Regions from separate parts of the Homo sapiens genome. Here region 2 is linked to region 1. A link is an interaction called in ENCODE POLR2A ChIA-PET data of the cell type or tissue named here. Cell type or tissue: GM12878. All regions are shown on one strand. Each heading gives the region's core, and the rest is flanking DNA. Links, peaks and the distances in the headings are about the cores only. Region 1 has its middle 6.5 kb from the start of SUB1. Region 2 has its middle 36 kb from the start of GOLPH3.

Region 1 (5,380 bases), core at 320-5,319:
CACCAGCCCTGGGGAAGGAAGGAAGCATCAAATTCCCAGAGGGCTTAGGGATCTGAGAGAGCAAAGCAAACTGGTGCCTTGCTTTCCAGGCAGCCGAGCTCTCCGAGCTCCTCTGCAACCCAAGCGCCCCTCCCTCCACCACAGAGTTGGGGTAGAGATATCTGTGTGGTGTGTCAGGATGGCCGACCTCAGGCTTCCTCACCGAGTTCAGAGATGCCCCAGGGTACTGCAGCATTCAGGGGAATGTCTTTCTCTTTGGCCAAGAGTGGCACAGATGTGTCAGTGACAGCCAGCAGACCTGGGGAGGACTTGCAGTGAGGAAGAGGAAATCTCACCACCCTCAACTTGCATAGAGTGCTGTAACAAAGGACATCTCAACAAATACCAGTGTGAAGAAGTGAGAAGGATCAAGAATCAGACAAGATGAACTGTTAAGCAAAGGCCAATGATACGGTCTCCATCTGTGTCCCTGCCCAAATCTCATGTTGAGTTGTAATCCCCAATGTTGGAGGAGGGGGCTGGTGGGAAGTGATTGGATCCTGGGGGCAGATCTCCCTCTTGCTGTTCTCGTAATAGTGAGTGAATTCTCACGAGATCTGGTTGTTTAGAAGTGTGTAGCACCGGCCGGGCACAGTGGCTCATGCCTGTAATCCCAACACTTTGGGAGGCTAAGGAGGGTGGATCACGAGGTCAGGAGATCGAGACCATTCTTGCCAACATGGTGAAACCCTGTCTCTACTAAAACTACAAAAATTAGCTGGGAATGGTGGCACATGCCTGTAATCCCAGCTACTTGGGAGGCTGAGGCAGGAGAATCACTTGAACCAGGGAGTCGGAGGTTGCAGTGAGCCGAGATCATGCCACTGCACTCCAGCCTGGCGACAGAGCGAGACTCCATCTAAAAAACAAAACAAACGAAAAAAAAAAACAGTGTGTAGCTCCTCCCCCTTGTCTCTCTTCCTCCTGCTCCAGCAACGTAGGATGTGCCTGCTTCCCCTTCTCCTTCAACCATGATTGTAAGTTTCCTGAGGCCTCTCCAGCCATGCTTCCTGCACAGCCTGTGGAACCATGAACTAATTAAACCTCTTTTCTTTATAAGTTGCCCAGTCTCAGGTAAATCTTTATAGCAATGCGAGAACAGACTAATGCGGCTGTCATGGACAGATGGGGAAAATGGGCCAGACTCTACCACTACCCTTAGTGCTCTGACACCATGTAATCCTACCCCACCTCTGTCCAGAATTTAGGAGAGAAAGGGGGAAAGGGAGAAATTATGAGTTTGACCTGAAATTGGCCACAATTAAGCTTTTACCACTAGGTGAAATGGTGATCATTAAACACAATCATAAGAAAATGAAGAAAGTCACATTTCCTGAGAGCCTGAGTTTGTAGCACAAGAGACATACCAGTAATATACAAAGAAGAGGAAACAAGAAAGAAAGGGAGAGGAACAGGCTTATGTGCCAGGGATGTGGTGGGCACCTAGGGAGGTCAGCCGCCTCTGGTTTAACCTCCAGGCTAAAGCAGGAAAGCAGATCACAGCGTGAATGACTAGGAGAACATAACTCCTTCCAGGTTATTTTGGGAAAACTTAAGAATTCTGGAGGTCCCACGGCACATGGAATGGTAGCACCAACCATTCAATTTGGATATTAAAAGATATGGTGGCTCTGGATGTCTAGAGGTTTTAGGAACACCTAGGATGGGGCCATGTGGATCATACATGCAAAAGAGAAAACAAATAAAACAAAAACCTGGGCATCCTCCAGTTTAGTGAGTCTGAAGAACTGGGAAGGGAGACAGTACAAGGTAAGAGGGTTGTTATGGATTGAATGCTTGTGTTTTCCCCCAGATTCATATGTTGAACCCTTAATCCCAGTGGGATGGTATTATAGGTGGGGACTTTGGGGCATACTTAGTCATAAGGGTGGAACCCTCATAAATAGATTCATGCTGTTATGAGAAGAGACAAGAGAGAGCTTAATTATTCTGTCTCTGTTCTCTGCCATGTAAAGATACAACAAGAAGGCAGTCATCTGCAAACCAGAAAGTGGGCCCTCACCAGATATGCAGGCACCTTGATCTTGGACTTCTCAGCCTCCACAATTGAATAAAATAAGTGTTGTTTAAGCCACCCAGTCTATGTTATTTCTATTACAGCAGACTAAGACGGGGCAATATACACTCTCCCCAAGAGGAGACACAGGGAGCACCTACTCTTTGTAGGGTGTGAGTTATATCCATCAGATGCAGTGATGTGAGAAAAAGTTAAGGCATAAAAAGCCTTGTGGGTGGGGCTCGGTGGCTCACACCTGTAATCCCAGCACTTTGGGAGGCTGAGGCAGGTGGATCACTTGAGGCCAGGAGTTCAAGACCAGCCTGGCCAACACGGCAAAACCCCATCTCTACTAAAAAATACAAAAATTAGCTGGGTGTGGTGGCACATGCCTGTAATCCCAGCTATCTGGGAGGCTGAGGCAGGAGAATCCCCTGAACCTCAGAGGGTGAAGTTGCTGTGAGCTGAGAGAGGGTGAAGTTGCTGTGAGCTGAGATCACACCACTGCACTCCAGCCTGGCTGACAGAGCAAGACTCTGTCTTAAAAAAAAAAAAATCCTTGCTTCACAGGCTTTGAAGAAGCTGGGAAAAATAATTTTCCTTCTTCCTTTCCTGCCCTGCTAAACCCTGGAGTGTTAGGCCTAGAGACAGAGAGGAAGAAACCAGCAACAGTGTTCACCTGGTGTTATGTAGGCTTGGCTTCAATGAGACATAATCCCAGATCAGAAAGCCAACAATGGCAGTCAAAAACAAACAGAGTGAAATTCCTCTGTCAGCAGTTATAGTGGTAATGCTGGTCATCTGGAGACCAAAGTGGGCAATTTAATATGGATGAGAGGAGAAAAGGAAGGACTGAACTTGCTCCCCATAGCAGCGCTATGACCCATGCGCTAAAATTTTCTTCCACCAAACAAGTTGCTACAGACCCTTGTATTTTATCTACCGTCAAAAATGAACTTTCATAGTACAACATTAAAAAAGCTAAGAATATGTAATTCCAAAAGTTTAATACTCCTTCTCACTCAAGTAATTATAAATAAATATGAATTACATGAATTACGTGTAAAGTCATATGCAATGAGTAACAGCAATATATTTAAGGAAGTTATTTAAATACAAACTGCTAAGCATTTCTCCCCTAGGGTGACTTTTCTGAACTTGGTACTGGAGCTATTCTTAGATCCAACTTTCATTAGAAATGCAGTGTCACCTTTTATAGAAGAACGCATTTTGTAATAGCAAATATATGTACACCGTCTTTAGTAGGTGAATAGCACAACTCCTCCTGCTAGCTATACCTGACTTATTTAATGTGCTATAAAATAGTGTAATTACTTTCTAGTAAATATGCTGTAACTTACATTCAAATGAGTGTTTTCTCCTTCAAAAGTCGTCTTCTTGGAGGCTGCAAAAACATTGTAATGACTCTGACATTGGTCAAAGTTAACTTTTAGAATTCCTCTTTGAGAATGGCTGTCAGAGCTTGAGGCATAGTCTTTTACAGGCTCCCAGCAACAAGAAATCTTTAGCTTTTGCAGTTAATTTCTATTTGTAAAGAGCAAAAAGGTTTCTAAGTTCCATGATCAGTAATATGAGTAATTAAGAAATTTATAAAAATGATATCCTTTTATGGATTACTAATTGGCCCTGGTAACAAATACAAAAAAGAAAAAATGTTGAGTGCAAATGTGGGATCACTGTTTGAACAAATATGTAATGTCCCAAGAAGACTACTATGGAGGATAGTTCATTTATGTGTTCTGGTTTCACATGTTATGTGTTACCTGTTACAAAGACAGTCTATTTAAGTGTTAAATTTTCTGGAGTGCTCAATACTTAACATGCATACTATGTTGCTATGCTTGTGATAGTCAATAAAAAGAATTTGAAAAATCCAATCCAAGTATCTACCTCTTAGCTGGGGCCCAGCACTAGGCTGGCTGGTTGACCATCACACCCCTTGCAGGAAGCATAGCATGAGATGTATTAGCCAATGGGTTACGTATAGTGACTGAATAGACAATCAGATACCATCATGGTCTCGACTGAAACAAGAACTTGATCTGCCAACAGCCCTGCTTAGCCAGAGATCACAGGAGAGAGTGATACCTGCACTGAGAAACCCAAATTATTTAATTTGGCAATACCTTCAGAGTACTACAGTTTAGCATAGTTATGCAGACTCTTCACCTCTGAACTGTCAGAGAAACTAGCAGCCCGGGGTCAAGATTACAATGCTACTCAATCACATCCTGAGTTTTTCATACCACTGGTACTTCACAGTGGTCTTTTCACATCATTGTGTCTTCAGTTAATGTATTTCTTGTTTGAAAGATCAGCTTGTTGCTTTTGGTTTCAAAATTTTAACTATGATTAACAAACCAAGACAGGTGTATTGATTCTGGTATCTCAGTTTGTTAAAAGGTCTGCTTTTTAGTAACCCCTTATATGGACATTCTTGTTCCTCGGTGACTTCTGCTAGATTATCAAGCCCTAGACTTCAATAGTTAAATAGTGTATTCTATCATGGCAGAACCTAGGACATAGTTGACTTTATATCCCTGAATAGGACAATACTGAAAATGGAAACTCTTGCAGAAGTATATCTGACTAAGTCCATCCGGGACATAGCATCCAACAAGAAAAACTGGGATCTACACACAGAAGAAAGTAGCAAGGTAAAGAAATCGGTAAATAATTTCTCTCCAACGAGTTTTTAATTTATTCGCTAAAAGAACTTCAACTGTTATAATTGTTAAGCAAATTCCTCAACAATTCTGCTTTCTTATGCCCTGCTGGTTTAGTTTTCTGCTCTTTCTTGTTTTAGCCCTTGCTCTAAATTTTCCTTTAAAGAAACTTCTAGAGACATCTACCACATTAGATTCTGCTGAAATATGTTATCAGGTTAGTAATTTATTTTCTCTAAAGACCTGGAGCTTTTTTTTCAAATGAGATATTTCCTCTATGAATTCGAACTGTTACTCTGGAGGATAGTTTTCTTTTTTCTGTCTTCTATTTTTTGTTTTGTTTGCTTTGGTTTGGTTGGTTGGTTGGTGGTTTTTTGTTTTGTTTTGTTTTTCTTTTTTAGTCTGAGTCTTTCTCTGTCGCCCATGCTGGAGTGCATGCAGCAGTGTGATCTTGGCTCACTGCAACCTCTGCCTCCCCAGTTCAAGTGATTCTCCTGCCTCAGCCTCCCAAGTACCTGGGATTACAGGCACCTGCCACCACGCCTGGCTAATTTTTTTTTTTTTTTTGTATTTTTAGTAGAGATGGGGTTTCACCATGTTGGCCAGGCTGGTCTCGAACTCCTGACCTCAGGTGATC
Region 2 (5,380 bases), core at 56-5,055, 370 kb after region 1:
TCACAGATCTTATTCTCAGAAATAGATCAAATCAAACTGAATTTGTCTTTGCACTCATACTACAAGAATACATTTACAAAAATCTCATAAACACAAATCGTCATAATCATAATAATTATATTGTGGGCCAGGCGCAGTGGCTCACGCCTGTAATCCCAGCACTTTGGGAGGCCAAGGTGGGTGGATCACAAGGTCAGGAGTTCGAGACCAGCCTGGCCAACATAGTGAAACCCCATCTCTGCTAAAAAATACAAAAAATAAGCCAGGCGTAGTGGTGGGCACCTGTAATCCCAGCTACTTGGGAGGTTGAGGCAGGAGAATCGCTTGAACCCAGGAGGCAGAGGTTGCAGTGAGCTGAGATTGTGCCATTGCACTCCAGCCCAGGCAATAGTGTGAGACTGTAAAAAAAAATAAAAATAAAATAATAAAAAAATCATATTGTGAGGTATATTAACTGACATAAGAAAATGTCCATAATATTTTCTTTTTTTTACATTAAAAAATGTTTGTGGGTACACAGTAGGTATATATATTTGTGGAGTACATGAGATATTCTTTTTTTTCTTTTTTTTTTTTTTTGAGACAGAGTCTCACTCTGTTGCCCAGGCTGGAGTGCAGTGATGCGATCTCTGCTCACTGCAAGCTCCACCTCCCGAGTTCAAGTGATTCTCCTGCCTCAGCCTCCAGAGTAGCTGGGACTACAGGTGCCCACCACCACGCCCAACTAATTTTTTGTATTTTTAGTAGAGACAGGGTTTCACCGTGTTAGCCAGCATGGTCTCCATCTCCTGACCTCGTGATTCACCCACCTCGGCTTCCCAAAGTGCTGGGATTACAGGCATGAGCCACCGCACACGGCTGAGATGTTCTGATACAGGCATGCAATGTGAAATAAGCACATCATGGAGAATGGGCTATCCATCCCCTCAAACAGTTATCCTTTGTGTTACAAACAATCCAATTAGACTCATTTAAAAATGTGCGATTAAGTTATTATTGGCTATAGTCACCCTGTTGTGCAATCAAATAGTATGTCTTGCCACAATATATTCAGTGAAAAAAGTATGAATTTAAAAATCATGGCCGGATGCTGTGGCTCACACCTGCAATCCTAGCACGTTGGGAGGCCGAGGCGGGTGGATTGCCTGAGCTCAGGAGTTCAAGACCAGCCTGGGCAACACAGTGAAACCCTGTCTCTACTAAAAATACAAAAAATTAGCCAGGCCTGGTGGTGGGCACCTGTAGTCCCAGCTACTTGGGAGGCTGAGGGAGGAGAATTGCTTGAACTCGGGAGGTGGAGGTTGCAGTGAGCCGAGATCATGCCACTGCACTCCAGCACTCCAGCCTGGGCCACAGAGTGAGACTCTGTCTCCAAAAAAAAAAAAAAAAAAAAAGTCAAAATTCTAGTTTAATTTACATAAATGCATGGAAAAGTAGCAGGAAAACATTCCCAAATGTTAAGATAAGTTATCTCAAAGCAATGGATTTATTGGTCATTTTTTTCTCCTTTTTATATATTATTTTATTTTTATTGACACATTAGATGTTCATATATTTGGGGTTATATATATATATATATATATTTATTTATTTGAGTTGGAGTCTCGCTCTGTCACCCAGGCTGGAGTGCAGTGGCTTAATCTCAGCCCACTGCAACCTCTGACTCCCGGTTTCAAGCTATTCTTCTGTTGCAGCTTCCTGAGTAGCTGGGACTACAGGCACCTGCCACCACACCCAGCTAATTTTTGTATTTTTAGTAGAGATGGGGTTCTCCATGTTGGCCAGGCTGGTCTCAAACTCCTGACCTCAAGTGATCCACTCGCCTCAGCCTCCCAAAGTGCTGGGATTACTGGCATGTGCCACCACACTCGGCCTCTTTATATATTTTTTAATTGAACTTTTTCCCTACAATGAACTTGTGAGTTAGCTATTGATTTTTTTCCCTTTGGTTGCGAAAGAGAGAAACCCAAATTGATTGTGCTTTAACCAAAGGGGGAAGTTGTCATAAGGATCCTGTTCTATCTCAGAAACTCAATGACAGGAAATAGCAGGGCCTCCCCAGTTACTGGAACCAGAAATGCAAATGCTGCCTACGTTCTTTCTCCATCTCAGGGGCTCCTCTCAGTTTGTTTACTCTGTTTCCTCCCCACTTTCTCTCTGGATCAGTTTTCTCTGGTCCAAGTGAGGGAAAATGTGCATCCTAAAGCCCCTGACTTAAAAATTTATAACCCTGGGACTTTCAGATCTAAATCTCCAGAGTAAGGATTGAGAGTGTCTCAGCTGGGATAAGTACACAGCCCTGAGGCAGTCACCTGCACACGGGCAGAATCATGGCGCACTGACATGGCGGCTTCCATGGTAATCATGTGTGGTGTGCATGTGCGTGTGTGTACAGAAGAGTACATGTACTGTCCACACACACACACGTACCCCCCACACTATTTACAAAGCAATAGTCTTCACAACAACATGGAACTTTATCAAAATTAGAAAAAAAATCTTTAAAATCTTATAAATTGTGTATAACATTGTAAATCAGCATTTATTTCTACCTCTCATTTTTAAACACCTAAACTCATACTTTTTTTTTTTTTTTGAGATGGAGTCTCTCCCTGTCACCCAGGCTGGAGTGCAGTGGCTCGATCTCAGCTCACTGCAACCTCCACCTCCTGGGTTCAAGTGATCCTCCTGCCTCAGCCTCCCGGGTAGCTGGGATTACAGTTGTGCACCACCATGCCTGGCTAATTTTTCTATTTTTAGTAGAGATAGGTTTCCACCATGTTGGCCAGGCTGGATAATACACTCATTCTTAATTAGTGGTCTCACAAATTCTCTCTACTAGTCACAAAATGTAGAGAGTATCTTCTTCAACCATGTCATTTTAGAGAGGATAAACTCAAGCCCAGAGGGGTGAAATGACTTGCCAAGCCACCCCCCCCAGGGGGTTCACGGAATGTCCTCTCAGCAGTTTTCGTGCCAAGTGCATTTCTTCTCCCCTGCCCAAACCACCCATCCTTCATTCACCCTCTCCACACCGAGCTTGGGCCCCAAGACTATTCAGAACAAAGTCTTGGAAGCACAGTGGACCTGGTGGTCCCACAGCACTGCTGCTCTATTCAGCTGCATTTCCTAGACCTGGACACCCACTGAGTCTCTTCAGTCTCTTTTCATGCATAATTAACTCTAACTCACAGATCATAGGCAGGGCAAAGGTATACCGGAGGGGGGTAGGCATATTCCAAACAAAGGGAGCCTCCTACCTCCAAATGTTACAGATTGTTCATCTGGGAGTCCAAATACCTGAACACATACCTCCACGTATGTATTTTTAGTAGAGATGGGGTTTCTTTTTATTATAACATTTTATTACAACAGGATGGAGACCAGGCGTGGTGGCTCACACCTGTAATCCCAGAACTTTCAGAGGTCAAGGGAGGAGGATCACCTGACCCGGGAGTTTGAGACCAGTCTGGGCAACACAGGGAGATCTCATCTCTACAAAAAATTTAAAAAATAGCTGGGCAAAGTGGTGCATGCCTACAGAACCAGCTACTCAGGAGGCTGAGGCAGGAGGATTGCTTGAGCCCGGGAGGTCAAGGCTGCAGTAAGCTGTGATCACGCCCCTGCACTCCAGCTGGGCAACAGAGCAAGACCCTGCATCAAAGAAAAAACAAACCAGGATGGCAAAAATGCTAATTTTTTTTTTTTTTAATTTATTTTTTTATTGATAATTCTTGGGTGTTTCTCACAGAGGGGGATTTGGCAGGGTCATGGGACAATAGTGGAGGGAAGGTCAGCAGATAAACAAGTGAACAAAGGTCTCTGGTTTTCCTAGGCAGAGGACCCTGCGGCCTTCCACAGTGTTTGTGTCCCTGATTACTTGAGATTAGGGATTGGTGATGACTCTTAACGAGCATGCTGCCTTCAAGCATCTGTTTAACCAAGCACATCTTGCACCGCCCTTAATCCATTTAACCCTGAGTGGACACAGCACATGTTTCAGAGAGCACAGGGTTGGGGGTAAGGTCACAGATCAACAGGATCCCAAGGCAGAGGAATTTTTCTTAGTGCAGAACAAAATGAAAAGTCTCCCATGTCTACTTCTTTCTACACAGACACGGCAACCATCCGATTTCTCAATCTTTTCCCCACCTTTCCCGCCTTTCTATTCCACAAAGCCGCCATTGTCATCATGGCCCGTTCTCAATGAGCTGTTGGGCACACCTCCCAGACGGGGTGGTGGCCGGGCAGAAGGGCTCCTCACTTCCCAGTAGGGGCGGCCGGGCAGAGGCGCCCCTCACCTCCCAGACGGGGCGGCTGGCCGGGCGGGGGGGCTGACCCCCCCACCACCTCCCTCCCGGACGGGGCGGCTGGCCGGGCAGAGCGGCTCCTCACTTCCCAGTAGGGGCGGCCGGGCAGAGGCGCCCCTCACCTCCCGGACGGGGCGGCTGGCCGGGCAGGGGGGCTGACCCCCCCCCCACCTCCCTCCCGGACGGGCGGCTGGCCGGGCGGGGGGCCGACACCCCCACCTCCCTCCCGGACCGGGCGGCTGGCCGGGCAGAGGGGCTCCTCACTTCCCAGTAGGGGCGGCCGGGCAGAGGCGCCCCTCACCTCCCGGACGGGGCGGCTGGCCGGGCAGGGGGGCTGACCCCCCACCACCTCCCTCCCGGACGGGGCGGCTGGCCGGGTGGGGAGCCGACCCCCCCACCTCCCTCCCGGACGGGGCGGCTGGCCGGGCAGGGGGCCGACACCCCCACCTCCCTCCCGGACGGGTCGGCTGGCCGGGCAGAGGGGCTCCTCACTTCCCAGTAGGGGCGGCCGGGCAGAGGCGCCCCTCACCTCCCAGACGGGGCGGCTGGCCGGGCGGAGGGCTGACCCCCCCACCTCCCTCCCGGACGGGGCGGCTGGCCAGGCGGGGGGCTGACCCCCCCACCTCCCTCCCGGACGGGGCGGCTGGCCGGGTGGGGGGGCTGACCCCCCCATCTCCCTCCCGGACGGGGTGGCTGGCCGGGCTGAGGGGCTCCTCACTTCCCAGTAGGGGCGGCCGGGCAGAGGCGCCCCTCACCTCCCGGACGGGGCGGCTGGCCGGGCGGGGGGCTGACCCCCCCACCTCCCTCCCGGACGGCACGGCTGGCCGGGCGGGGGGCTGACCCCCCCACCTCCCTCCCGGATGGGGCGGCTGGCCGGGCGGGGGGCTGACCCCCCCCCACCTCCCTCCCGGACGGGGTGGCTGCCGGGCGGAGACGCTCCTCACTTCCCAGATGGGGTGGCTGCCGGGCGGAGAGGCTCCTCACTTCTCAGACGGGGCAGCTGCCGGGCGGAGGGGCTCCTCACTTCTCAGACGGGGTGGTTGCCAGGCAGAGGGTCTCCTCACTTCTCA

Evidence for each region. ChIA-PET counts read pairs that join two places held together with the same protein. Peaks named below come from ENCODE experiments on the same cell type or tissue, not always from the same donor. Only the 100,000 strongest peaks of a DNase experiment are listed, where the experiment ranks them.
Region 2: POLR2A ChIA-PET joins it to region 1 with 8 read pairs; 1 of 35 experiments calls an interaction of 5 or more read pairs at or near these places.

What each region holds. Positions count from the first base shown.
Region 1 is chr5:32,576,386-32,581,765 of GRCh38, reverse strand. No RefSeq gene overlaps it. Among named protein-coding and RNA genes, the nearest start is that of SUB1, 6.5 kb to the left of the region's middle. RefSeq lists a silencer at 5,070-5,240. In GM12878, for the core only: no CTCF peak of the experiment used is centred there; no DNase peak of the experiment used is centred there; H3K27ac peaks cover 1,196 bases.
Region 2 is chr5:32,207,976-32,213,355 of GRCh38, reverse strand. No RefSeq gene overlaps it. Among named protein-coding and RNA genes, the nearest start is that of GOLPH3, 36 kb to the right of the region's middle. RefSeq lists a silencer at 1,592-1,751. In GM12878, for the core only: no CTCF peak of the experiment used is centred there; a DNase peak (open chromatin) is centred at 2,115; H3K4me3 peaks cover 706 bases; H3K27ac peaks cover 1,827 bases.